2 separate regions of the Mus musculus genome follow, and region 2 is linked to region 1. Evidence: chromatin loops called from intact Hi-C (ENCODE). Cell type or tissue: heart. All regions are shown on one strand.

The links. Peaks named below come from ENCODE experiments on the same cell type or tissue, not always from the same donor. Only the 100,000 strongest peaks of a DNase experiment are listed, where the experiment ranks them.
Region 2: it touches region 1 in a loop (5-fold over the local background); 6 of 42 quality-filtered maps call a loop at or near these places.

What each region holds. Positions count from the first base shown.
Region 1 is chr17:78,603,217-78,605,716 of GRCm38, reverse strand. It overlaps Vit (vitrin), which reads right to left. Exons shown (of 14, transcript NM_028813.2): 10 at 149-296. Among named protein-coding and RNA genes, the nearest start is that of Gm32573, 16 kb to the right of the region's middle. In heart, CTCF peaks have their summits at 1,063 (motif pointing left) and 1,645 (motif pointing right); a DNase peak (open chromatin) is centred at 1,626; H3K27ac peaks cover 221 bases.
Region 2 is chr17:78,495,904-78,498,403 of GRCm38, reverse strand. No RefSeq gene overlaps it. Among named protein-coding and RNA genes, the nearest start is that of Vit, 11 kb to the left of the region's middle. In heart, a CTCF peak has its summit at 1,401; a DNase peak (open chromatin) is centred at 1,443; H3K27me3 peaks cover 311 bases.

The DNA of each region.
Region 1 (2,500 bases):
GGCAGCTGGGTTGCATCCTTTTTTTTTTTTTTTTTTTTTTTTTTTTACATTTGCATTAGAGAAGAGAATGAAATCAGTCCTTCAGGACACATTGTGGCTTGCAGCTAGGGGCGCAGGGATAGCCGGGCTCAGCACGAGCTGCACTTACCCGTACTGAACAACACCCACGAGGGGACCGGCAGGGCCGATGTCAAGAGCCTGGACGACGTCCGCTAGGAACTGCTTCTGGATCCGGAAGCGGCGCTTGCCGATGCTGGTGCTCCCATCAATTAAGAAGGACAAGTCAATTTTGCAGTCTGAGGGACAGAAAAGCATTCTGTGATTTGGCCTGACTCTGAGTGCTCCTACCTAACCATCTTGTCTCCCACTCAGGGGAATATAAAAAAAAAATGAATTAAATGATATATTTTAGCTGTTTTCACATATATGGGCAATAATTATATGTAATATAAATTCACCGGTATGAATTAAACTATATATATATGAATATATATATTATATAAGTTAAATTATATATAGCTTATATATAACTTAATTTATAAGTTACACACACTAACAGACTAGCAATAACTAGTAACAAAGAAGAATAATTATGACAATATACTATAATAACTAATAAAACCTTGAGGGTTATTTATTTCTAGAATTTTCCATTTACTATTTTTAGATCGCAATTGATGACGGGTAATCAAAACCGCAGAAAACAAAAACCAGGGGTAAGGTGGATCTGCCGTGCAGGAGGGACAGTAAGAGCTGAGGGAGGGATGGTGGGGCTGAAGGCTAGCTTCAACCTTTCAATGAATGCTACACGGCTAGCAAATCCGTGTTGGATATCGTCCTCTGTAGTGGTACCCCGAACGACTAAGTATGGGAAAACTGACTGTTCACTGCGGGGCTGAGGCACTTATTGGAGTCCATATAGCCTTAACATTAATTTAAAAAATGAAGAATGGATTGTTGCATTAATGCTTTTGGCAGACAAGAGTATTTCAGAAAGGGAGTATTTCAAGGGAGACAGGAGAGTAAGGAATTTTGAGCGACAGCATCCAAGAACACCCAGTGGCCAGCACCCCCTTGTGGGCATGGGCGGAACTGCACACATGTCCCTAAACTGCAGGGCTTCTTTGGGGCTGGTGTTGCCTGTCCTCCATTAACAAAAAGCCCTATAGGCAAGGAAGGGGGCTGTTGAAAGTACTAAATGTTTCTGAGTTGACAAAGTTTGAAGCGAAATTGGTTAGAAGTAATTATTGAGGAGTGGTGACGCAGATTCGTGGATGGAGAAAAAGTTGAACTTGAGAACGGGCTGAAACGGCTTACTGAAAACAGAGGAGGTTTGGAGGAGACCACAGGGATGCTTGTCTGCCTCAACGCCATCTTCAGAAAATCTCAGAGCTTTTTATCCCAAGTCTACAAGTGCCTTCTAGCCTTCCCTGTCCAGCTGGCTTTCTCCCATAGTGCCTACATCCAAGCATAACCCCTGAGATGAAGATTTCAGGAAATTAGCGAAATCCAAGTGTGGTTTAAAGAGTCCACTAAAGTCAGAGATGAAGCGGAAGACAGGGAGAACTGCTCTAAGGCCTCTCTCTAATGGTCAACACTTGTTTTTCTAGGCCTTGCTTTGCAACGTGAATTATAGCCAGCAGGTGGCAGTAGTGTTCTTCAGGGTTTTCGGTCCACCAACCTCAACGGGGTGTGGGAAATACGGACTCCCGGGATCCACTCAAATATAGAAAATCAGATTTGCCTTTAAATATGACCCCTAAGTTTGAGAAGCACTCCTGGACAAAGGTTTTCCTTCTAAACGCCAGCAGATTAGTTCAATATTGCCTTTTAAGATAGAGGAAAATCGATTCTAGGAGGGGATAACGGGGTTTCCCCTTTTCATTTATTTTCAGCGATAACAGTACATGGATTCAGTAGCATCCGTTTGGGTTCCTCAAGGACACTTTGCTCATTTTTTACATCTTGAACTATGTTCAGGAACAACATGTTCAGTTTTGAAGCAAGCAATTTATCCGCTTAGCTCTCTTGGCTCCCTGGCCTGATTGCTGACAGAAGTCTCCTTTGTTACCCTTCCCAGGATCTTTTTTTTTTTTTTTTTTCTTTTCATCGTTGGAACCAAACACAAGGCCTTGTTGCACTTCCTAGGCCAACACTCTATTACTGAGCAAAAGCCCCTGCCTCTAAACTCCCAGGACATCTTAATGACTTAGGCTTCTATCTCATGGCACATACAGGCTAAGACCCAGTGGGTTTCTTCTGTGGAAAGACAGAAAGACTGATGTGAGATTGACGTCAGTATTAATGGGTGGAATCGGGCCAGTAGGAGTTCAGTATTGGTGTCTTATTTACGGCCACAAGAAAGGTTCCGGATGAAGACGAAAGGTCAGATGTGTGGTGTCTCAAGGAATCGACACGCTGCTAATAATTCTGTGCTACCGCTCTCTGCAATGTAGTTCTATAGATAAACTCATGCTTTGGGCTATAGAACGCACCAGGT
Region 2 (2,500 bases), 110 kb after region 1:
TCAGTGCTTTGGCTTACTGCTTTGCTTGCTGATGATCTTCGACCTTCAGAGGTCCTTCAGTCTCTTCCTTAAGCAGGAATCTTCCCTAATGGTCTAGCCCAAGCCTTAGTCTTTACTCAAATGAACAAGCTTAAAGACACATAAGGGAAGAAGAAGGCAGGAACTAGACCATCAGGGAAGATCTGCCTTGTCTTTGGCCATGTCATAGTTTCCTTAGCGACTCGGTTTCTCATTACCATCTTAGTAATTCGTGTATGGATGGATTTCTTGACTACCCTCAAGTGTATGTATTGAGGCCCCAATCCTTAATGTGATGGCATTTGAAGGTAAATCCTGGGGAGGCAATTACATTTACAAGGGGTCATTAAGGGTGAAGTTTCTGCCACAGGATTAGTGTCCTCACAAGGAAAGGGAGAGGGTTCGGATAGATCAGCTCTCTCTTCCTCTCTTTATGTGAGAACACATGAGGAGCTATCTGTTAGAAAGAGGACAGTCAACTAGACCTGTAGGCATCTTGACCTTGGGCTTCCCTGCCCTTCAGAAACACAGGGAATCAATTCTTGTTACTTAAGCACTCAACCCATGGTCTTTGTTATGGAATCCTTAGCTTACTGATACACTCTGCCCTTAACTCTGGTGTCCATCACACAGACCAGCAGCACAGAATCAGGGCATCGGGACCTCTCCCACTTCATCATTTGCTTTTTGATTAAGAAATGCACACCTGAGGCGGTGCAGTGTGTGTGTCTTTGAGTGTGTGAGTGTGTGTGTGTGTCTGTGGATATGTGTGTGTGTATCAGTGTTTGTGGCTCTGTGTGTCTGTATATGTGGTGTGTATGTGTGTGTGTGTGTGTGTCTGTCTGTCTGTCTGATTTTGTGAGTTTGGGATCAATCTCAGGGACTCATAGTAAGGCATTCTGACACTGAGCTACTACCATCAAATCCATCCTTTGCTACATACAGCCCAGAGGCTCATAGACACAAAGCCATGTGTCTATTCACCAAAATCTAGTTTAGAACATTTCATCACCCTAGGAAGGGTCCCACACTCCTTATTTTTCACTTCCCCCTAGCTACCAGCACACAGCAATCCCCAATCAACCTTGTCTCTATAAATTAGCCAGTTCTACCATTTCATAAAGATACAATCAGACACTATATGGGCTTCGTGGTCATCTTCCTTTGCTTAGCATGATGTCTTTTTTGGTTCATTTGTATTGCAGCATGGTCTTGTCCTTTATTTCTTTCCATAGCTAAAAAAAATATTCCATTGCCACAATTTTTCATTTGGACAGGCATAAAAATTTCTGATTTGTTCTGTTGTTTCCAGTCTTAGTTCCTCCAGTTTGCTCTTCTCATTGAATCCAATCTCTGGGACAAGGCATATCAGCTCTTGGGTGCCTCTTGTGGTCTGTCAAGCCTCTTTCTCCCATCCTGTGATGCCTTTGGCAGAGTTGGGGGACTGCCGGTTCTGCTTGCTTGTTCTGGATTAGCACAGTAGCTTCCTTCCTGTCTGACTGGGATGCTCTTGCCTCAGTCTCAGCACAGTGTCTCTTTTCATGTCCCGTTCTGTTCTCATTACTCACTTTTTTTGTGTTCAATGGACCCAGCAACAGGTGTGCTATAATAGCAATCTTTGTGAACTCCTTGAATTCCAAAGCTAAGTTTTATCCACGTATAACTTCAGGGTATGCCATGGAGCTTGGAATAAAAGCCAAATGAATGGTCAGATATAGAAAAAGTCTAATATTTGAAATATTCCTGATAGCCCATGAAATAATAATTTGAAGTACTTCATTTAAGCACATATGTGAAAATGGGTTACTAACCACCATACATGTATAGGTTATAGGTTCAGTTTATCTACCAAAGCCTCACTGACCACAGTATTTACTTTCACATTAATAACTCATATATCTCAGCAAATAACTAGCCTAAAAGGGAAAAACTGCTTTTGAATTCTACCAGGCAAAACTCCTTCCAACCAAACTCAGTGCGTTCTGATCATGTAATCCTTGGCATCAAAGCACAGCAAATAGATTCTGGTGCCAAGGAATATGTTGTTGCATAGTAAACCTAAGAAGCCAAGCTGGAGAAGATTATCAGCTCACTGACCAGTGTTTTTTAACTCATTCTGCTATTGAAGTTAATGCTATAGCTGTGCTTAAAGTCATTTGAGGAATTAAAATAAAAACTTTACCTCTGCAGGGTCCCTACTCCCTTAATATGTAGCAGCAGTATGAGAATGCCCTTTTGGAATTATGAATGGATGATTGGATTGTAAAAGTTTATGGCTTAGACCAACAGGCTCAAGAGTTACGTGAGGTTCAAAAAGATCCCGTCTTCTGATGTGGAAGCAAATAAGAAGCTCGATTCAAGCCCCAAGCGGCAGAATTTAGTATCTTTTCTCTTTTCCTCTGTGTCTACCCTCAATCCAGTCTGAGACAAGATCTTATATGTAGTCTTGTTTGGCCTCAAATCCATGACCACCTCTTACCTC